Regions from separate parts of the Mus musculus genome. Here all the other regions are linked to region 1. The links are chromatin loops, found by intact Hi-C in ENCODE. Cell type or tissue: left cerebral cortex. All regions are shown on one strand.

What was found. Peaks named below come from ENCODE experiments on the same cell type or tissue, not always from the same donor. Only the 100,000 strongest peaks of a DNase experiment are listed, where the experiment ranks them.
Region 2: a loop joins it to region 1, with 9 times the contacts of the local background. A loop is called at or near these places in 3 of 42 quality-filtered maps.
Region 3: a loop joins it to region 1, with 2.7 times the contacts of the local background. A loop is called at or near these places in 3 of 42 quality-filtered maps.

What each region holds. Positions count from the first base shown.
Region 1 is chr3:57,842,232-57,850,231 of GRCm38, reverse strand. Pfn2 (profilin 2) reads left to right here and starts at 2,475. Exons shown (of 3, transcript NM_019410.3): 1 at 2,475-2,881; 2 at 4,866-5,058; 3 at 6,918-8,000. The coding sequence starts at 2,750. The coding sequence ends at 7,015. In left cerebral cortex, CTCF peaks have their summits at 4,084 and 6,260 (motif pointing left); DNase peaks (open chromatin) are centred at 5,227, 6,169, 7,492, 7,744 and 6 more places; H3K4me3 peaks cover 4,374 bases; H3K27ac peaks cover 3,444 bases.
Region 2 is chr3:57,995,421-58,003,420 of GRCm38, reverse strand. The region is part of intron 2 of Gm40055 (a long non-coding RNA gene); the gene reads left to right. Among named protein-coding and RNA genes, the nearest start is that of Gm40055, 32 kb to the left of the region's middle. In left cerebral cortex, no CTCF peak of the experiment used is centred here; DNase peaks (open chromatin) are centred at 3,892, 4,515 and 4,798; H3K27ac peaks cover 655 bases.
Region 3 is chr3:57,947,305-57,955,304 of GRCm38, reverse strand. It overlaps Gm32753 (a long non-coding RNA gene), which reads right to left and starts at 5,027. Exons shown (of 4, transcript XR_867305.3): 1 at 4,524-5,027. In left cerebral cortex, no CTCF peak of the experiment used is centred here; DNase peaks (open chromatin) are centred at 3,640 and 4,336; H3K27ac peaks cover 228 bases.

The DNA.
Region 1 (8,000 bases):
TCTTGGGTTCTATAAGAAAGCAAGCTGAGCAAGCCAGGGGAAGCAAGCCAGTAAGAAACATCCATCCCTTCATGGCTTCTGCATCAGCTCCTGCTTCCTGACCTGCTTGAGTTCCAGTCCTGACTTCCTTGGTGATGAACAGCAGTGTGGAAGTGTAAGCTGAATAAATCCTTTCCTTCCCAACTTGCTTCTTGGTCATGATGTTTGTGCAGGAATAGAAACCCTGACTAAGACATGACCTCAAATTGAAGAGTTCCTTTTGAGCCTGCCTTCCTAGTGCTGGGATTAAAGATATGTGACACTACACCCCCTGCCCCATCTTTAATTAAAAAAAATATTTTATGCATCTTGGTATTTTGCCTGCATGCATATATATGTATACCACCTGCATACTTGGTGCTATGGATCCCCTGGAACTGGAGTTACAGACAGTTGTGAGCTGCCATATAGATGCTGAGAACTGAACCCGGGACCTGGTAGAAGAGCACCCAGTCCCAACTACTGAACCATTTCTCCACCCCATCTTTATTTTTTTAAGGTGATAATAAAAGTTAAGAATTAAAATGATTGTGACAAACAGGCAGAATGATAAATAGGAAAGAGTAAGGGAGATTAAATCAGATGAGGACACAAAGGCAGAAGTGGACAGATTCCTGTATAAGGAGCAGAATTCTCTATCTTCCAAACAGGAGGACAAATACTGTCCCAACTTGACAGCTGACTACTCTGTTGTTGGCCCTCCTCTAGTTTCCATGGTCTTAGTCCTACCTGTGGTAGTTTGAATGAGAATGGTCCCCAAAGGCTCATACATTTGAATGCTTAGTCATCAATGACACTACACAGGAAGGATTGGGAGGTGTGGCCTTGTTGGAGGAAGTATGTCATTGTGGGTGGGGTTTGAGGTTTCAAAAGTTCAAATTCAGGACCAGGACTCTTCTTGTTGCTTTGGGATCTAGATGTGGAACTCTCAGCGATGCCTCTGTATCATGTCAGCTTGTATACTCCCAAGCATGATGATAATGGACTAAACCTCTAAAACTGTAAGCCAGTCCCTTTTAATTTTTTTTTCTTTGTAAGAGTTGCTGTGGTCTACAGGGGAACGCCAGGGCCAAAAAGGGGGAGTGGGTGGGTAGGGGAGTGGGGGGTGGGTGGGTATGGGGGACTTTTGGTATAGCATTGGAAATGTAAATGAGGTAAATACCTAATAAAAATGGAAAAAAAAAGAGTTGCTGTGGTCATGGTGTCTCTTCACAGCGATCAGAACACTAGGACATTAGTTTTATTTTTTAAAGTCCAATAAATAAATAAGCAAAAGTTCAGTGATGCTATTATAAAATTGTCAGTGTACCCCACAACTTTAAAATTGACAACAGCTTGCAATCTATTGGAGCTTTCTTTCCCTTAATAGGCAGGTCAAGTTTGTCATCCATTTAAACTAGTCATCACTGGGGAACATCTGATGCTGGGTCTAGACCCAGCACATAAAATTAATAAAGATGTAGGTGAATGTTCAGAGACCCTTAAACCACTTCCCACCCTGTCTTATACAAGTCTTCCTCAGATCTAGATTCTGAACTATTTTCACCATCTAGTACAGTGGGTCTCAACCTGTGGGCCTCAAACCCTTTGGGGTCACATATCAGATATCCTCCACATCAGATATTTACAGTATGATTCATAACTAACAGAATGTCAGTTATGAAATAGAAACAAAATAATTTAAGGTTGGGGGTCAGCACAGCATGAGTAACTGTATCACGGGGTCACATTAGGAAGTTTGAGAACCACTGGTCTAGTTCAATGACTCCTTTTCTAGCTTGATTATTCTTTGTATTTCATGGATGTATTTAACGCACACTAACTTTTGCAGTTACCAGGTGCACATAGGGTCTGTTTTGTTTAGAATTTCTGGACGACTGAGCCACACTCATGATGAGCAGCACTGGGTTCAGGGCAAAAGCTCCACTGAACCTGAAGTTCCTTGTACTCAAAGGAGGCAACAAAGAGCATAGAGCTGCTCTGATTTCAGGAGCGTGCAGGCGCAGCTGGCCAAGGTCTTCTAAGAGACACCTCCCCAAGTGTGGGCCATCCGCACTGGCCGCTCCCACTACAAAGGGTAAACCCTCCGCATCCCGTCACCAGGGCAACCCTGCCACCCGACACCGATGCTGTCAATACCGCGTCCCCGAGCGGGCGCTTGAGAGGTGAGCGTGGCCGCTGGGCGCCCAGAGCTCCGGCACCCCACGGCGCCCACTCAAGCTGCTTCGCCTCCTAGCCGGTGGTGAGGCCTCCGCCGCCGCGCCCCAGCCGCACGCCCACTCGCCTCCCGCACGTGTGGGCCGTGATTGTCCCCGGCGGTATCCCTCCGCGCCCCCGCCTCGGCTCCCCCGCCCTCCCGGGGACCCTCGCCGGCTGCGCTGCGGAAGGATCGCACGCACGCGCGCGCACATCCCGCCGGCCGCGGAGAGCCGAGGGAGCTGCGGCGGTGTGAGACGGCCGTCACCAGCCCCGCTGCCAGCGTCGCTCCGCCGCCGGCTCCTGAGCCCCGCGGCCGCGGCCGCCCGGCGCTCCCCGCTGCGGGTCCTGTCACCGCCCGCCGCAGTTCCCCGGAGAGGGGCGGTCGGTGCCTGCGCAGAGCCGCCTCCTCCCCGCCCCCGCCCCGCCTCCACCGCCGCCGCCGCCGCCGCCGCCGCTGCCGCTGCTGCGCCTCTGCTCCTGCCGTCCCCGCTGCAGTGCGAAGGGCTCGAAGATGGCCGGTTGGCAGAGCTACGTGGATAACCTGATGTGCGATGGCTGCTGCCAGGAGGCCGCCATTGTCGGCTACTGCGACGCCAAATACGTCTGGGCAGCCACGGCCGGGGGCGTCTTCCAGAGCATCACGGTGAGGCCCGGGGGCGCCAAGCCGGCAGGTGTGCGGCGGGCCTCTGAGAAGGGGACGCCCGCCCGCGAGGAAGGGATGCGGCTAGGGCTGAAGGGAAGGGTACCGCCGGCTTCCTCGCCCGCCCGCGAGGAAGGGGATGCAGCCGGAGCCCGGTTGCGGGCAGCTGAGCCTGGGGATGCTGCCCGAGGCCGCGCGGGGGCGGGGCGGCCGGACTCTTCGCCCCGGCGGCGCCCCGGCTTGCGGCTGCCAGGGTGGAGGAGGGGACGCCTCCCCGGGAGGCCCTCGGCGTTCGGGGAGCCCTGCGGGCTGCAGTGCGGGTCCCCGGGTGTGGGCGGGGGGAATCTGGGCGGCAGGCTGGCCCTGGATCTGGTTCGGTTGTGAGCGCGGAATGTGGGAGGCGGCAGTGGCCGGATCCCGGGAATTAATGGAGTGACTTTGCGTAGGCTTGCGGGTGTCCAGGCCGCCTAGGCTGGAGAGAAAGGTACGCGGACCACGTAGGTGGAATGGTGAATCTACTTCAGCTTGTGGTTCTATAGTTTTTTTTTTTTTTCCTCCAAGATGGCGAACTGCCATTGATTTCTCTTCTCCACCTATAGAGATTCATCGATATACTGTTATCCCCAGTTACGCAACATAGCTCTAAAAAGGGGATGGTTTAAGGGTGATTTAAAAAAATCTGGGGAGTCGCTGGAGGGGGATAACACTTCTCCAAGTCACTCCCTCTTTAGTGATGGTAGTAAAAGAACTAATACCGATTTATGCTTCACGGTGCCTCCTTTTCATGTGACTTGATGGCTTTTGACTGGGTTGCCACACATTTGGAGAATATTCGTCAACCAGTCTCCAACACTGCTTATTGTTATGCTTGTTTCTATGCAATGCTCTTTAAGATTTTGACACCAGTATCAAGTACAGGACCATTCTCTTAATTTCTTTGCTCCCCACTCCCACTCCCTCCCCTACCACATAACAGAATTCAAGTCCCATATCACAGGTGCTCAGCATTTTACTACTTAATGTGGTTTAACAAATTAGTGTGGATTCAGTCTGTGACAGGAGTGCTTTAAGATCTCCTGTCCCCATGTGGGAGGCCACAGTTCCTATAGCGAATTGACATTTGGTGATTAACTTTTTTTTCTGCAGTCTTGTCTTTGTGTGTGAGTTCCCGCTGTCTGGCTTAAGAATATTGCGGGAGTATGCTTGGAAATGGCTGGGGCCTGCTATGACTCTGCAGTTCTGATGGGGGCGACGCCTTCCTTCTTATTCATGGAACGTTAGAATGAACAGATTCTCTTTTCCGGTTCTGGTGGCTACCTCACTTTCTTTACCAATGCCCCTCCATTTTCTCTCTGATTTTGCTGTTGCTACCGCAGTGCTGTAGACAGAATCACTCTGCATTTGTCCAGAAGGAAAGCAGGTTATTGAATGGAAGGGCAAGGCAAGTTGGAGAGAAAAGAGTGGTGGCTAGAAAAGTAGGAGGGAAATATGAATTTGGAGATGTCCCACAGTCTGTGGTAACTGAGGTTCATACTACCAGGGACATTTCAAGCTGCTTGAAACAGAGATGTAAGCAGGCCCATCTGGATCGACTTTACCCAACTTTAAATTTGATGCAACATGACTAATGTGGCAAAATATGATAGTCAAGCTGTTGTATACAAGAGCTTATACCTGAATCTTTACAATTACATAAGCACCTCAAGTAGCACCTGACTTGAGATAGTTTATAAATAACTCGTTTTCAGTTTGCACCTAGTGTCAACTGCCAACTATTTAGGGAAACTCTCTGTATGGTTGATACACACTGGCTTTTAGTTAGCAGGCCTCACTGTTCGCTGCAAAAGCAAACTAATGTGTAAATCATGTAACCACGAAGGAATAGGTAATAATAAAAACAGCTATCTTGATTCTACGGTAGCACACAGTTTGTTGTATCAGATTCTGATTAACTGTAATTTTTTTCTTCTTTGTTTTGGGTGGCCAGCCAGTAGAAATAGATATGATTGTAGGAAAAGACCGGGAAGGTTTCTTTACCAACGGTTTGACTCTTGGAGCAAAGAAGTGTTCTGTGATCAGAGATAGCCTATACGTTGATGGTGACTGCACAATGGACATCCGGACAAAGAGTCAAGGTGGGGAGCCAACATACAACGTTGCTGTTGGCAGGGCCGGGAGAGGTGAGTAGGCTTTTTTTTTTCTCCTTAAAAGTTGCATGTCATATTACAACTAGGGTTTCTTTAATGGTTTAAATTGAAAATTGGTTCATAATGGCTATTAAGGTGGTTTTTGTGAACTGCTCAGCACTGAAAGGTGGCACTGCTTTCAGCCTGTCTACTTTAGAGTGGTGCATATGCAGCCTCATCTGACTACTCTAAATTATGACAGCTTTGGTAAACCTAAAAATGAAAAGGTGCCTCAGTCCAACGCGTTACGATGCTGTGGGATAGATGGTTGTTAGTCTGTGCCAGTCACTTAGTTATCTTTGTGTCTAATTAGTCTTTACTTGGAGATCTTTCCTTTGATGTTTGCTGAGATTTGAAATCAATTCTCTGCTCATCATTAGAAAAGAAAAGAAAGGAAGGAAAAAAAGATCACATTGTTTTATTTTTTGCCAGGAACATTTCTGAAGAAGAGGGATAGGCCAAAGTTTTAGAGTACATGTTCCATTTGCTGAAATACTTCCAAAGAACGAGATATCAGTTTGAAAAGTAGGAAACTACTCGCAGTTTAAGAACTTGGCCCACAAACTCTGGTACCAGTTTCCAGACTTGATAATAAAAGTTCTGGTTTCAATATGGCATAAGGAACTGTCATATTCCATAGAGAACCTTTGACATTGATGTTTACTCTGACATCTCACCGACACACAAATACATACATGTACTAACCTGTATAACTGCCTCATTTGGCAAAGTTAGCACCTAGAACAGTTCTATAGTGTGAAATCACAAGAGCCTACAGTGAGCTATCATTTAATGCTGTGGGTGTCTGAGGTGTGGTTTGTTTCAGAAACAAATCACACAAAACAAGATAACTTTAAAACAGACAAATCTTAAGTTTTTGCTGCTTCTAGATACGTAAGATGCTAGGGTTGAAAAAAACATGCATCTGCTGAAGGGCTGGAAAAATGTCTTAGTGCATAATAGCCATGACTGAGGTTCTGTTCCCAGCACCCACCCTGCAGCAGCTTACAGCTGTGTAGCTACAGTCCTGGGGGCTCCAATGCCCTCTTCTGGACTCCAAGGACACCAGTCACACATGCAGTATGTATATATGCATGACAAAAACACAAATATGCATCTTTTAAAAAAAAATCAACATTTGAAGCCAAATGAATTGAAACTTTTTTTTTAACCATAGAACACTGCTGACACCTAGTGGCAATAAGTATATTTGAAACACACCTGTACATATAGTTCAGTTCACAAATTAGGTGCTAGAAGTAGTAAACAGGTTTTGTGGTTTTTTTTATTTTTTTTAGACTGGAAAGAATTAGCAAAGGGAAGTATCTGTATAAGACAGATATCACTAGTGTAGAGTTTTGTGACTGGCAGTAACATTTCTGCTTAAATTTGGTTTTCATTTTCCTCTGGAAGTAATAGACATGTCTCTCATTTATAGTCACACGTATAGGACAATAGCTTGTATTTATCATGCATGTTACATTTGGGGAGAGTTTGTAAATGAAAAATATGAAAGTTTTTAAAGTATGTTGTAGGAGATGAATAGCATGATATCAGCCAGACTGTTTCTCCTAGGATGCAAGGTAAACTGTCACTTTCCTCCTAGCTCTCATAAAGATCCCTTTATGGAAATTAGCTGCTGTACAGTGGGGTTTCCTACATGCATCCAGTAGTGTGCTGTTTTTAGTTTATTTACTAGCCTGAAGGCTCTCCATTCTGGAGACATAATGGATTTCAGTGTTTAACAGTTCATGGAAACTAACTTAATGTTAATTTATTAATCTATCTGCTTAAACTTACGTGATTTCTTGATTAACACTCCTTTTGAAACACTTTTCTCCTTTTTCTTTCAGTCTTGGTCTTTGTAATGGGAAAAGAAGGGGTCCATGGAGGCGGATTGAATAAGAAGGCATACTCAATGGCAAAATACTTGAGAGACTCTGGGTTCTAGCTGCTAGGCAGACTGTTAAGTATTAGGGGAAAATTGCTCTTAAATTTTCCTAGCTGTAAGCTTAAGTCTCCTTTGTATCCCTCTGTTGGTGGGGAAAGGTGTCTTTCTTTCTGCCCCTTCCCCTTAAATAATTGTGTTCATTTTTGTTTTGTTTCCTTGTGTACTCCAGCATTGGTTATAGTCATGGGAAAGGAAGGTGTCCACGCAGGCACAATTAACAAGAAAACATATGAACTCGCTTTATACCTGAAGAGGTCTGTAACCAACCTTTATCTGGCATCATAATTGCAGCACAATAATGATTTGCATGATATCTTGAAACTGGGGGAAGGGGGCATGCCAAGTTGGGCATCACTTCGTCTTAGCAGTTAGTGGATTACTGATTACTAAAATAGGTTAATAGTAAGCAAGGTGCCGGTGTACAGTCTCTAACTCGATCAGTGTCTTTTCAGCACTTTGGAGCATTTCCTTGGCTCATCTAGTCTTCCTTTTGTAGCGCATGGTTGGGAGGAAAAAGTGCATGCCTCTGTACGTCACACCTTTCTCACCCCTCCCTACCAACACGAGGTGTTTGGTCTGCTTCCATTCTCTTCTGTGTAGTGCCTGGTTTATTTAACTAATTAATACCTCCTCTGTTGATGAGCTATTGAGAGTTGCAGTGTTTTACTTTTTAATACAGTGACTGCACTTGGGACAGACTATTTGTAGTGTCTATAGGACATGAAGCGTGCAGCTTGGAGAGCAAAGGCACTTCCTCCCACGACCTTACTGCAGTAACCATACCGATCAAATTCCCAGGGACATTCTGTCATTGCAGTAGCTCAGACCTGTCTTTTCTTGCACACCAGCTGTGCTCTTGAGAAAATGTAAAGGCTGCCATTATGGATATTAGGTATCCCAACATAACCATCTGGAGTGTGTCCAGTTTATTTTTCATAGGACCAATTTTTATTTGCAGCTTAGGTTTTTATATGAAGTTGCATTA
Region 2 (8,000 bases), 150 kb before region 1:
CTTGCCCTGACACTTGGCAAGGCTCCAGAGCATTTAGGGTCAAAAGAGGAATGCATAATCAAAAACTCATCTGTGGCTTGTAGAGGAGAGCCTTTCAATTAAAGCTTTTAATGGTTTCACAAGAGGCCCGCAGTCATTTTCAACGCTGGCTTTAAGGGCTAGCAGACAAATCAGCAAATGGCTCACCCCGCCTTCAGCAAACACTGTAAAAACCCAGGCACTCCTCCCTGTCCAGAAAGACGCTTGGATTAAGAAGCACTGAGAAAGCTTGACTGTCCTTAATGAAATAAGTGCATTTCTATTGTTTTCAGTGGCCATGGTTCCTTCATAAAGCAGCCTAGGAAGAGAGACATTGAGAGGCTCTGGAAAGGGAAGGAAGTCCTGAACTCTGGCTGGAGCTGGTAGTTAGAAACTGAAATTGCAACACAGTGACTGTCTCACAAAGCAGGATGTTCAATCATACTATGGAGCTGGGGGGATACCTCAGAGCTTAAGATCATTTATAGCTCTTGTGGAGGACCTGGGCTCAGTTCCTAGTGCATACCAGGCAGCTCAAAATCACCTGTAACATCGATGCCAGGGAATCCCGTGCCCTCTATGGACTCAGAGTACTCCACACATGTACACACACATTCAAATGTAAGTAGCACCAACAAACTAGAGGCAGGAGAGGGAAAATAAGCCTTTGATCTCAGCACATAGGCGGCAGAGGCAAGTGAAACCAGCCTGGTTTATCCGCTGAGTTCCAGGACAACCAGAGCAACATGGTAACCCTATCCATGGGGGTTGAGGGGAGACTGTGCTTATTTTCAGCCAGAATGTTTGTGGCTTTGGGGTTTTAATGCATTAGCATGTCTTTCTCATCTCTAACTCAAAACAATGTACCTCATAAAGATTAGAGTGAAAAAATATACATGTGTGTGTATGTGTATGAGTGTTGTGTGAGAACTCCACTACTGAGTCAAATCTCTAGCCCAAAAGGAAGATTTTAAGAAAAAAAAAGAAAAAAGAAAAAAGAAAGAAAGAAAGAAAGAAAGAAAGAAAGAAAGAAAGAAAGAAAGAAAAAGAAAAGTGAAGCACCTTGTATTTTTAAACTTAATTTATAAACTTGAATTCTTTTTTTGAACATTGTTTAATCTTCAATCTTTGTAAATTATATTTTTAAGCAATATAAGTCATAAAGTCATAGAACTGTATATGTGGTCATTATGTAGACATCCGAAGATATGCTTCTCTCTAAATCCCTGCATATAAATATGAAGTCTGTGCTCTTTCTTGACTCTACTTAATAAACTCATTACCTCTACTTCAAACTTAAGTGGCCCTAGTAAAGGATTCACCTTTACCTGAAATGGAATTCCCCAAAGAAAACCTCCCCTGGATGCTGATAATAGCATTGGGCTCCGTCTCTCTACCACTGTTAAATGTTGATTGCATTTTCAAAGAATTATTTTTTTTTTATCTTTGAGTGATTAAAAATGAAGACCACAATGTTCTGAGTTGTCTTCATAGACCAGGCAAAACTCTAGTCTGGAAATAGAATCCTGATTAAGATTTGAGTCCTGTTTCTTATTCAGCAACTAGACAATTTGCCTAGTTCCCCTTAGCTTCTATTCCTTATCAATATGATAGAGTAAATTAAATCTAACTCCTAGGTTTCATTCTGATTCAAATGCTGAGCATAGTCAGTACCTAAGGTATTGACTAGTTTATTCATGGGTATACTGTAAGGAACAGTATGTACAAATGGTATAGCTGTTTCCTACATGCATATACACATGAGCTAATGTTTTAAAACTGACATTTTTAGATATAAATTTAGATTTCTAGTTTTCCTTGAAAACAATCAGATATCTAACAATAGTGGGTTGAGTCAGAGTGGAACTATCTGGGTTGGCAAGAACTCACTGTCTTATCACTTCCTGGGTCATTCTGTCCCTTTGGGTTATTTGACTAAGACATTTTTTATTTGAGTTCCTCTACTGGTAGCCTACCCTCTACAACAGAAGGCCAAATATCTTCAAAAATACAGAAGCAAAGTAAGAGCATGCAGGTGGGTAATACTCAGGGAGAGGCCTTCTTGGTCTCTCACCCACCTGAAGACTTGCACCGGGAAGAGAGCCATTCAGAAGGCATGAATCAGACAGTTCTCTAGATTATGAATCTCTTTGTTCTAGTTCTTACCATGAAGGCAACCTGCCTTTCTCCACAGTTGCTGCCTGGCTGAGCAGGTGATCTGCTAAGGGCACACTTCAACAACGCCTCTGCTATGAAGAGGACTGTTTACTATGACATCGGTTTTGGTTGCCACAGTGGTTGGAAAAGCACCATTGACATTTGCTGAGTGGAAACAGGGAGATGGGCCCCTTGTAAAGCAAAGGAAAGAGAGTTTGCTGTGGGGACTACATCTTTTAAACTTTCTAGTTTTCTTATTTACAACTATTATGTCATAATTACCAACCAGAAAAGTACAATTATCTCCATTCAAGTCAGTTATATTCATTAAGTATACATATAGATTGTTTTCAAATAGTTTTAAAAACATTGAATTTCAGAGAAGTTCAAGGCATGTTGTAAAAGAAGTATACTTTATATATTCAGAAATTTACCAAGATTTGCTTTCCATTTCAAAATCTACCTGAAGGCAGCCCTTTTTAATGTAATGAGGGCAACAGTTTAGTCAGTCTGATTTGCCCTGTATATTTTTTCATATAATCACCAATGTATGGTTATTTCATGAAATGAAAGGGAAGATCTCTATACTGCAGTGGGAAAACTGCACTGTCTATCGATGCTGTCTTTGAGCTTTTCTGATTCCATGTGAAATACTCTTCAACTCTGTTAAATGTAGATATTTAAGAACAATGAGAAGACTGCAGTAGTGGTATATGCCTCTAATCCCAGCACCCAGGAGGCAGAGGCAGGAAAATCTCCATGATTTTGAGGCCAGCCTGGTCTACAGAATGTGTTCTAGGACAGCCAAGGCTACATAGAGGAACCCTGTCTTGAGGAAGGCAAAAAGAACAATGAGAAAATAGTGTCCGTCAGTACTCATGTACATTCTCTACCACGTAGGAAAGGCTCAACTGACTCCCTCTACTCACTGCTGAAGAAGTTGGCTTTGACTTTGTAAGGGTCCAAGAATTGTTGAAGGAAGACCCCAGACTCAGTTAGTATGCAAAGACAAGAAATGTTTATTCTGCAGAAACAACCAGCATGTGGGGATTAACCATTCTCCAAAATGGCAGCCCCAAACAAAGGCGTGCAGGTCTTCTTATAGGGAACCAGAGGAACTTTCTAGAAGGATTAGGTAATCTAAAATTTCACTGGTGGGTGCTAGGGGGGTCGCAGGTGGTCAGTGGTCTGCATTCCTATGTCATGAACGTTTAACCATAGGATGAGATAGGGCTGCCCTGCAGAGATGGCTCATTCTGAGATAAGGTGTTTCCCAGTTTTTGTGGTCCCCCCCAGGCTGTTCTTTGGGAGGAGGTTTTATAAACTTGTTTCTGGATTATGATCTGTTCCTGAAGCCAGTGCCTGTAGCCTTCTTTTCTAAATCAGGCCTGGTCCTTAAATAAAGACAAAAGGGGTTTATGTCATCCTTTCAGGTTGCCCATCATAAGTAATTAAAATATGAATGTGCATCTTCCCATCTAGATGGGGGTCAAGCTTTAGAAGGTACTTTAGAACAATATCTTCAACACTAGTCTTGTCTAGTGTTTGCCAAGTGATATTCACATCTATTGAGAACGGACTTCCTTTTAGCTCTCTTCATAGGGCAGAATGCTTATTTATTTAATATGTGTGGATATTTTTACCTTCATGCACTCATTTCATGCCTGATGCCTGTGGAGGACAGAAGGGGGTTTGACTCTCCTGGAACTAGATTTCTGACAGTTGTGAGCCACCAAGTGGATGCTGGGAATCACTCGGGGAGTTTGAAAGAGCAGCAGTGTTCTTAACATCCCTGGGTATTTATTTCATGATATATGACAAAAGTTTATTTTAGGATAGCAAAAGGTGTATTAAAATATTTGTTATAGAAAGAAACATGTAGACTAACAAATTCTATAAATAAACCCACGTACATAACTGATGATCAATCTGGGTCATTATTTTTCACAGTTTGAAAAGATAGTTCTGGAGCTTCAAGCTATTTAAAGAAATTTCAAAGCTGCAAACTGTTTTGGAAAACCTTCCCCATCTTCTCAGCTCCAGCATAGTTTACATAAAACAGTCACCTGTGACTCAATTATTTATGTTCAGTGTTATATAAAAGCTGAGGCTATCTCAGACAGTCTATACTGTGTGATCACCTTAGCCTTGATTCATATCGGTAGCCCAAGATGAGAAGGTTATCACATGAAGGGACTCCTCTCCTTGCTTGAAACTTCAAGGTATGTCTTAGAGCTAACTAGCACAACCCACTTACATTCCTCAGTGATGTTCCCAGGAAGCACGATGTGTGTTTCAGCTGAAGTTTCTGGAAGCTGAAAAGAACACCATGACTCAGCTCAGCCATCTTGACACCACTCCACCCTGGCTGCTGTTTGGGAATGTTCCCAGATGACAATGATGAATGAAAAAAAAGAAAGACTCACTGCTAGTTGTGTACTACCAAAACATCCTTGTTTCAAGATATCGCTTTTCACTTTATTTAATAAACACATTTCCCTGCCCCAAAGACACACAGAAAAACTTGGCAAATAAAAATAAGCTTAAAAAAATTATAAGACTGACTTATACACTGCTTTATTTAGAGGATACTTTTCACACTTTTTTTTTCTTCCACCCACCAAAAGGAACATGCATAATAAATGAAACTGAGCTTGGCAGGAAATCCATCAATAAGGTTAATTTAATGTAGGCAGAATCGCTAATCTCCATATGGCCATCAGGGGTTGTTCTTATTTCAAAACCAATGACTCCCAAACAGCAGAGCTGAGAAGGAAAGCACACCCCCACCCTGAGATATCATATGGGAATTCAGGTTTCAGGTCACTCACAGCAGAGAGAGAGAGAGAGAGAGAGAGAGAGAGAGAGAGAGAGAGAGAGAGAGAGAGCTGTCCAGACTCCAGCTCATCACTCACTCGTTCCAACCTTCTGACGAGACAGAAGGTCCATAGCTCCTCTCAGCTTCCTCATCAACAGAACCAAGAGACAGTGCACAGAGCTGAATGCTGTATATGTGGCAGGTGTTTCAGAAGAAATGTTTAGCATTGTATCTAACATTTAAAGATTTCATTTGTAAATAGTTTAAGTTGGTGACAGTAATAGTACAACCCTTAGCAAGGGTTGCTCACCTTGAAAGGGAGGTAGAGAAAGAGAGATAAAGCCTGGGAAAGTATAGGCTCTTTTTTCCTTTCTTTCTTTCTTTTCTTTTCTTTTTTCTTTTTTTTAAAGTCACCCATCAATGACTGAACTGTGAAAAAATTTGAGTCATGTTAGGAAACTGTTTTGTTCCTGTTGACTCCTTTGGTATGTATATAAAATAAGAACCTTGGGAAACAGGTTTTAAATGACTTTGGTAGTAAGATGCTAATATGTGTTTTCTGGTAGCTGGCATGTTCTATGCTACCATGAAGTTTCAGTTATTAAGAAAAAAAAGTATCTGAGAGTATTAGCTGAGTCCACAGCAGCCTTTTCATGACATAAATTTGCTTAAGTTACAGAGTGAAGTAAATGCAATTATAGACTCTTGGGCATGACAAGGTACCATTCCTTTTTGACTGATTTTTTTAAATAACAAAAATTATATAATAGGTGCCTATGTAGAGATCAATCCTGTTTAAAATGTGATCTAGTCATCTGAGAAGATGGAGTGAGATTGAAGAGGAAATCATCACTCTTTTGAATGAGACTTATGGACAGCTACTGTGCAGCTTGCTTTACTACAGAGCAATTGTGATAAAAACTGCATGGTACTGGTATAGTGACAGACAAGTAGACCAATGGAATAGAATTGAAGATCCAGAAATGAACCCAAATACCTATGGTCACTTGATCTTCGACAAGGGAGCTAAAACCATCCAGTGGAAGAAAGACAGCATTTTCAACAAATGGTGCTGGCACAACTGGTTGTTATCATGTAGAAGAATGCGAATCAATCCATTCCTATCTCCTTGTACTAAGGTCAAATCTAAGTGGATCAAGGAACTTCACATAAAACCAGAGACACTGAAATTTATAGAGGAGAGAGTGGGGAAAAGCCTCGAAGATATGGGCACAGGGGAAGAATTCCTGAATAGAACAGCAATGGCTTGCACTGTCAGATCGAGAATTGAGAAATGGGACCTCATGAAACTGCAAAGCTTCTGCAAGGCAAAAGACACCGTCAATAAGACAAAAAGACCACCAACAGATTGGGAAAGGAGCTTTACTTGAATAGTAGGCAAGAAAGGAAGGAGGGGAAGAAGGGAAGAGGGAGAAGAGGTGGGGCAGAGTAAGAGAAAGGAGAATGTGAGAGAGGAGGAAGTTTTTGTTTTCTTCTTTCTCCTAAGGTCTGGTTCAACTTTAAAAGTCTGAAGCTGTGTAGAGGATTGGAGAGAGGGAAAGAGAGAAACTAAAAAAACAGAGGGGTGGTGGTGAGAGATAAGTGTAAGAACAAACAGCTTCAGGAAAATATTGACAAAGGCAGATTTTATAACCTGTCAATCATTGGCACCAACTCATTCCAATTAATGCTGCTATTCTAACTGATCTTAAAGCAAATGTTGTCTTCTGAATTAGTATTGTTTTAAGATGAAGTTATATTCCCCTTAGTCTTTGCTTTAAACATGTTTGCATTTAGTGATTTAGTGTGTAGTACTCTCCAAAAGATATAGAGGGCCACATTAAAACAGTCAAAATCTACTTGCCCAGCGTTCCATAACTTTTCCATCCCAACCTGTTAAAATCCTCCACAATATTTTGACTCCATCCTTGACTCTACAGTTCAGAGCCTTGAGGTTTTGTACCACCTAGCTATGTTACCTCACACAAGCTAATTATCATCTCTAAGCATTAATTTCCTAATCCTGAAAATGAAGAGAATTAAAGTAAGGGCAGTTAGTCAAGAAAAACAAAATCAAAAGAGCAATCCAAATTGTAGAGGAAGAACTGTTCCTAAGCAAAGATTATGTCTATATGGATCCTAAAAATTCCTCAAAAAGGGTGTTAGAACTAGCTAGCCAATTCATCAAAACTGCAATATACAAAATTAGCTGCATATCTGCACAATAACTATGAGTAACCTTGAAGCCAAATTTGCATATCATAAAATACTAGGTCAGCAAAATGGCCCAGCTGGTAAAAGTGCTTCCTACACAACCTAATGACCTGAGTTTGAGCCCTGGAATCCATATCAAAAAGCCAGAGGCAGTGGTGCAGATTTACAGTCTTAGCACTCATGCTGTTAGATGAGAGGCAAAGGTGAGAATTGCCAAGAGCTCATGGGCCACCTAGCCTGAAGTATGCAGCACGGCAGAAAGAAGAGAGACCTTGTCTCAAGGTGGAAGGAGAGAAACAACTCCAAAACTCTGACCTCCACACTCTCACCTCTCTCTCCATCACACACACACACAGAGGCACACATGTAGCCATTCACTCACACACACACACACACACACACACACACACACACACACACACACGCACACCACCAGTTATCTTCAGAATGGAAGGAAATATATATATAAATCATATATCTGATGAGGGACTAACCAAAAATTTTAAGAGCTAATATAACCCAGCAACAATAAAAATTCAGATACCTCATAATGGACAAAAACACTTAAGTAAACATTTTCACAAGCAGAACATGCATATGGCTAACATATTAAAAATATTAAACATTGTATATCATAAAACAAATGCAAATCAAACCCACACTGAACTTTTACTTCACACCTATTTGGACAAAGAATATAAAGAAAATGGGTAGAATTTTCACTGAGGATAAATTACCCTTCTGTTCTTTATTGTTAGCATTGAATTATAAGTGCATTTTATAGCATTGAAGA
Region 3 (8,000 bases), 110 kb before region 1:
GCCTGGGCTTTTCTGTTTTTAAGTCCTGCTTATAGATGCATCAGGATCCTTTTTTGGTCTCTGTCCCAAGCGGCTGACTATTGAAGATCTAGGACTGAGTCTCCTTTATACCCTGGGTTTTCAGGAATGGTTCACTAACACTGGACAAATTCTCTTACACGAGGAAGAGAAGTTCTGATTAGAGAGGTGACTTCCAATGTGTAAGATAAAGCGCATAAAGTCAGTGCTCATAAAACCTCAGTCCACAGAATCTGGGGAGCCTGAGAACTGGATCTGCAGCATGAGAGTTGAGAATATGGGCGTTGGTGTGACAGGGTGAAGTTTTGTGATTGTGTTCTGTTGACTGCGACAGCAACTGCCAAGTCACAGCGGTGCTGAGCAGTAATGCAGCAGTCATCCGCCATCCCTTTTCCTGTTTCTGTCTGAATATCTCATTTTTTCCTGAAATGTCAAAAATATGAGCCATGAAAGAAAATTGTGAAAATGTGAAAATGCCAGTGGGTGTATCTAGACAAATCTCAAACATCTGGACACATGGGAAAATGGAAGAAAATGTAGTAAGTTTTCTGCTGACTCAGGGCTGGAGTTCATCAAGACTGGGCCACCCTTACCTCTGACAGATGGAATTGTGTGTTAATTTTACCTCTGTGTATACTCCTGTTTTTCTCTTTTCAATGAACACCTGAAATGATATCTATAAAAGTCAATACAATAGTCCAAGCACAAACATAAGACTTCTGTCACTATTGAGAAATTTCTTTCAAGAAGACAATTTGAGGTTCATTATGTTGTTTACAAAATGTCGCAGCATTTTCCCTGTCCAATTACGTTAATGTAGAGGAGGCCTGTGATTGGGCAGGGAAAGGGGAGGCGGAGCAAAGGGGGAGAGACAGTGTCTCAGGGGGATAAGGGAGAAGGAGAATGGAGGTGGACATGAACCAGCTGGTTTTAAGCAGCTACAGGTTGTTATGATATCATAAGGCTAGAATAATTGGGACAAAGCTTTTATCTTTATCAATTGGCTCTGAAATTATTTTATTGGCATCTTATAAATTGAGGATTTATTGATACATAAATCTAATTGGTTTTGATTTTACTGGGGTAATATCTAACTGAGGTTGGCAGTTCAATTTGGTTACTGGAATGTGGAACAGAGTGGGTGGGACCCCACTGGGGCATAGTGTTGTGCCCTGCCAGTGCTGGCACTAGAATGGGAACATGCTGGATCATTTTTAATATTTACCGCAACAGAAAAAAAAATCAAGGTAAGCTAAAGAGTGAACCATAGAAGATTAACTAAACATAACATAAACATATTTTGCTTTATCATTATACATATTTAGATTAGTATTTATTGACATGAGAGTCATTGACATTATGCCACTAGAATAAAAATGTATACAAGAGATTTATAATGTAATTTTTCCTTTTATAAAATTAGAAATATTTCATTTGGGGGCTAGAGAGATGATTCAAAGGTTAAGAGCAACCTCGGGTGTTCTTATAGATTGGTTATAGTTAGAACCTAGATTGGTTCTAGCATCCAAGTCAGGTAGTTTAGAACCACCTGGAACTCTAGCTCCAGCAAGATCCAATGCTTCTCATCTCCTTGGGCACCTGTACACATGTAACACACACATAATTGAAATTAATAAAAAATAAAAACGAATGCCTCGTTTACATTAAAACAGTAGTAATTTGGGGTAGTGGATACAGTGGCATAAACCAAACATCTTTAAAACTTATTATAGTCATTTCTGGTTCAACTAGCCTCTCTTCCTTGTTTTACCTATTATGTGATTATTGAACTCGTGAACTTGGGCCATTGTTTTCTGAACCAAGTTAGAAGGTACTTCAATGGCTAGGATGGCTGGTTGGCAAAAGCCCACTTATGCTGGGCTAAGCTGGAAAGTATTCCAGATAGAGGAACAGCAGAAACAATGTTAAACCTGTGTAACTGAGATCTTCTGGCTGAGTAGAAAATGTAGGAGACACGAGAGTTAGCCATCAAGTGAACCAGGCAGGAGGATCTAGAGTGTGAGATTGAAGGGTCTTCAGGTTATATTCAGAAAGCAACGGGACCATGGAATCTGTAAGTATCAAAATGACTGGTCATTGGAATTTTAGGAAGTCTCACTTGAGTGCTAAAAATAGAATGATCAAGCTTGCTATTTCTTGACCACTGATCATTGTTACTGAGACAGCAGCAGAAACAACTATTCATGACTCAGACTCAAGAAGTATCCTACAGGTGTGTCTGAGCACTGAAGAGTCCCGCTCCTTGTTCTTCCGTACCACAGGGGACAGCTATGACATCATTCAGATACAACATGTGTCCATCACTCACAGCTACAGGCCCACATATTCAGACATCTCTCTGAACATCTTGGTGAGCAAGTGTTATGTTCTCCCACGTGATTTAAACAAATGCAAAGTCAAAGTCAGACCATTTATAGCTACTAAGTGGCAAGCACAGACAGGGAAGGTTCCAGCCCCCAGTCTGAATTAGCCAGTCTCTCACTGGACATGGCCATGGTTGAGCTTCATGGTAGCCTATACCTTATACACTGTTGTTATCTCTATTTTGTAGAGGAGATCACTGAGTGGTGGAATCTTTCCCAGACCAGGCAGTGTGTCTGCTGGATCCCAAAATCCTTGCTAGAATATGTGTACCTAGCATATGACAAGTCTCAAAAGGTCAGAGGGAACACTTAAGGCCACCAAGGGCCGGGAGTCAAGCACACTCAAATTACCAATGTAAACAAACCAAGAAACTCCTTCAAACCTCCAGGTGTTTGAGGATAACGTCTATTCTGCCACTGCGTCCACAGCTTAGCCTAACTCATCTTCTAGGGGTTTCTCTTCCCATATGCACAGATCTGTTTTCAAGTGTTCAGCCTTACAGGGAAACACAGAATGGCTTCACCCTTAAGATAATGACAGTGGGGGACCCAGAGACAGCTTCCTTAAAACATGCTGTCTGGGGCCAGGGAGATAATTCCATAAAGTTCTTGCTGTGCAGGCAAAAGGACCAAGAGTTCGCATCCCCAGAATCCACTGAAGAGCTGAGTGTGTGTGGCGGCACTTTGGTAATTGCACCCTCAAAAGGCAAGCACAGCATATTTTTTCAGAGAAAATGACCAAATGTAATGAGCCTATCAGCTAACTAGCTCTGGGTTTAACTGAGAGACTCTGACTCAAAAAACAAAAAAACAAAGAGTAAGGAGTATCAAGTATCAAGATCAAGGTGACTTCCTAACTCCAATCTCTGGTCTCCACACACATGCCCCTGCATACACACAAACTCATAAATATACATATACATGCACACACATATATACACATATATGTATGTATGTATGTATGAGCACATACAGCATACACACAAACACATGAAAAGAAAGGTGTCTAATTGAAAGAAAGTCCCTTGATAGACTGAATCCAGAATCTCCAGCAAATAAGACTGACTCCCCCTCCCCCGTGCCCCCCAACCCCCCACACCCTGGAAACTTTCTTTACAGATGAAAGATCCAAAGGATACTTTGTAGCCAAGCTGCAGCTGGCTTCTTACGAGAAGTTTCAGCTTTGCAGTTTCTGGGATAATGAGGGATCAGCGATGTACAAAGAACAAAGGATTCCTGAGGACACAGGGAGTTCCCCAGTTTTACTTCTTTTCAGAGGAAGCAAAGAGCTAAAAATGAATAGGATGTGTCAGGACCGTTTTGTTCCTGAAGTAATACATTTGTTCATCTCTGGCCTCTGTTTATCTACTCTCCTTGTCTAGCTACCCCACCCCACCCCCCCTGCAAAGAAAAAATAAATAAATAAAACAGAGCTAATACCACATCCGGATTGTATAAAATGAATCTGGCTTTAAAGAAGTTCTACTTTTGTATTCCCTACACATCCAGCCATGAATATCTTATCAGTATTTGTCTACACTTGTCCCTGAAACCCAAGAGATCCTCTGTGCCACCTACAAAGACACATTTTATCTTCTCACACTATACCTCTGATTTGGCACCTGTTACCCTGAACTTGTAACCCTGAGGATGATTGGGTCTGGGCACCCCTGAGGGCACAGTGTGCAGGAACATCTTGTGCTTGAAGGGAAAGCTGTCAGCCTTCCCCTGTGTACACCGCTCTCTCTAACTGGATCCTTAGTCTCTTCGGAGCAGCAGTCTGCCTTGGCCATCTTAGAGGCCAGGCCACTCACAGAATCTAGTTTGTAGTTGGTATTCACTGAAGAGGTTGGAAGTTGTAGGCTCAGACAAAGGACAAGGAGTGAGCCACGTCAGAGAAAAGCAAAGTGCCAAGGAACATATAAAGCCCGAGAGCAGGCTGCTTTTGCAGTGCCTGTGGTGATACTCATTTGGATCTGATTTTTGTCAGCCAGCTCTGGTGGCTAGGAATGGAGCCCAGTGTGGTATCAGATAGCTGTGGCTGGGACTCTAGACTGCAGCAGGCTGGCAGCTTCTGAGCAGGGCAGGATGAAAAGGGAAAAGGCTTATAGAGAAACTCACCTGCTGTTCCCTGCTAAGACCAGAAATGTTTAGAGATGATCAGGAACAATTTACAAGTGCCCTTGGCCTCTGGCTTGTCCATTTGATGTGCTGGTTGTTGGCAGCACGGATCTGCAACAGTCACTAGGACCTGCCAGGCTCTGAAAGGGCAGGGAGGACACTGACCTGACCTCAGAGATTTCTATATTTAAGGTGGCTGTCTCTGCTGCTATTTCCGACCTAGTCTGTCACAACTCGATCATGAATTCTTCTAATGTTGCTTCTCTCCAATGTTGTTTCTCTGCAGCTGACATTACACATGGTGAAGGTGCTTCTCTGTCCTTTCTAGCAAGAGGTAAAAAGAACATCTAAGCATTGTACTATAGTTGTGGCAATGGTTACAGAGTAGAATATTGATTAAAGCAGGAATTAAAGCAGGTGTTAATTAACACCAGGGCCACTAGTGTCTATTTTGAAGAGCATCATATGTGTTGAAAACTCATGAATCTTACATAAGATGACTGGTAAGGGCAGCTTCATAATATGTATCATAGGGTTCAGGGTACTGGAACCCTCATCCCTGGCATCTTTCACCATATTCAGAAAACCTGAGATGTCCAGTGCGTGCGTGCGTGCGTGCGTGCGTGCGTGTGTGTGTGTGTGTGTGTGTGTGTGTGTGTGTGTGAGAGAGAGAGAGAGAGAGAGAGAGAAGGGGGTAACCTCTTCAACCTTCACAGGTAGTAGAGAGATGAGCCTTGAGAGGCAACAAGACAGTTTAGCTCAGCGCTACTGAGTAGCTAGAATTGGTTTAAACTTTAAAAGTGTGACTGAGTTTTATCTGGCATATTTAGGTATAGCAAAATTTTGTGGAAACTATTCTGGTGAACTATTGTGATTAACTCAATCCCAGGTTCACAAAAAAGCATACATAAATCTCCTTGAAGAACATGACTACATTCAACAAAATTCTTTGTGAAAGTCCATAAAGATGGGTTCTATAAATTGGCTGAGACAAGTTTATGATTAGGGTCTGGAGGAGGGTCCGGTGACAAAACCATCTCTACCACATAGATGCACACACAAAGCACATCTGCTTCAGCCTTCTAAGTGGAAAACGGCATTTGTGTTCCTTCCCTCGAAGGAACAACCCTGTGTGCTTGACATGCCTGGTTTCCCTAGCGAAAGCATTTGAGCACAAATACATCCATACCCCTTACAGTGATGCGGATGCAGAATAGCCGCCATCCTTCCTATCCCTTAGCTATTGATGCTCTTAGCTAAATCCACCATACTTTCCAATTTCTTCCTAGTCCCCTCAAGGAAAATCTTGTTCCATTTCAGTATTTCCCATTCAAATCAACTTTGCTGATTGTTCAGTGTTTATCCCAACCTAAGGTTTAGATAGGGGTTGCACTCCATCTACCGTAGTTCTGACCTAAAATGAGGCCCTATTTTGTAAACTACTGCAAACCACACCGGCTCTCCTCTCAGTTGTCTCAGGGCTCCCCTAACATCTAGTTTAGCTAATCCCTTCCCTTCTTTATAATTCTCTGTAGCATCCAAGCTTAACCACAGATATGGGCTTTTATTGCTATTGTTTACCATTCTTAGAAAAATGGAAACAACCCTTCTTGCAACCCCAGAGGTTAGTGATGCATTGGGGCCCTGGAAAAGGGGCCTCATGGCTGCGATTAACACTTTGGAGCTGCCCCAAATGATTTTCTCTCAAAGGGAGAAATCTCTGCCTAAATTGTTAATGGTCATCATTTGATTCTGTATGAAGGTGACCTTTCTTAGACTTTTCTCAAGAGTGGTCCTCTAAGGAAGTGTGAGTTCAAATAAAGGACAGCTTATACATGGCATTCACAGGTAGATATATTTATCTTGGTAGCAGGCCAAAGCAATCTGAAAACTTTATAAAACTAAAATAGAGTGCTAGGGAAATGACTCAGCAGGTAAAAGACCAGAGTTCAATTCTCCAGGGTGCCCATAAAATCCAGATGTGTAGCACAAGTCTCTGTAATCATACAAAAAGACTGAGATACAAGAAGACAGAGATGGGAGACTCTCAGGATGATGTCAAGCCAGCTAGCTTGGTGTACACAGTGTAAAAACAACAAAAAGAATGTATCTCAAACAAAATTGATAATAGCCAAAAACAAATATTGTCTTCAGACCTCTACTCTGAGGTTATGGTGTGTGTGCACACACTAATGTGCCTTACACATGCATACACACATACATACCACTTTTTAAAAAAACTAAAATAAAAATAGCCAGTACAATTAACAGTTCTTGCAAATTTGTTGATTTGAGGGTGAAGCTATTAAAAAACAAGGGACAGAACTTGTGAAGCCAGAAATTACCAGAGCTGCTCTGTGCCCAGAGATCGTATGTGTACTTTGGTGTGTACTTTGTAACTGAGTTCTCTAGAGAAATGTTCTTCCTTATGCTTTTGAGATTCATATTAATGGCTTATAAAAGGCAAGTGAAGTTGTCTGTAGGTTAACCTTGACCCCAAGGAAGACACAGACCCTCAACTATTTTTTGTACCAATCAAACTGACAAGGATTAGCCGGCTTTCATGGAGATGCTCATGAAGACAATGTGTGTCTCCTCTGCCCCAGACTTCCTTTTTTCGTCACTCCGTGTCATGTCACCAGCGTGCTGTAGGCAGAGGGTTCATCCTGTGAAACCATCAGGCCCAGGCTTAGCTTTGTTGAGATGTAGGGCCATGAGCAGGACTGTCTGTCAATCTACCTCTCCTGACAAACCCAGCCCATCACTGATTCGGAAGGTCAGGTTTTCCTTGCAGGCCACCATACTCACTCATTGAAGGACCGCTGACTACTGTCTCTGTGCTTCAGGGATGAGACCTCATGTTCTCAAAGACTAAACCATCTCCCAGTGTTTTCTGGAGACCAGGTCTCACTATGTGACTTAGCCAGACTTTCTGTATACCAGTGTGTTAAGTTTTCTACTGCTGTGATAAAATACTAACCAAAAATAGCTTGGGAAAGAAAAGTTTTTATTTCAGCTTACAATTTATAGTACATAATGAAGGGAAGTCAGGGCAGGAACTCAAGGCAGGAACTGGAGGCAGGAACTAAAGCAGAGGCCATAGAAGAATGCTGCTTACTGACTTGCTTCTCAGGGTCATGATTTGCTACCCTTTTTATGCCTCCCAAAACCACCTGCCCTGGGATGATACCACCTACAATGGACTGCTCCCCTATATCAATGACTGTAGAGGGAAATATTTAAAAAGGCAATCCACGCTAAGCTAGCAGGTCCTAGAGGGCAGGCATGGCAGGCACTAGCGGGTATGGTAGGCCTGGTCTCATCTCCTGGAGACTATATGACTCAGAGCTTTGAAATCTCTCCACCCAGCTGGCTAAGTTTCCACTGTGGGTCACTGTCATGCAAGCCCCATACTTCCAATTTCCCATGGCTGGCTGGGATGCCCCACTATTGTACCTTTCTCTCTAGGACCCAGGC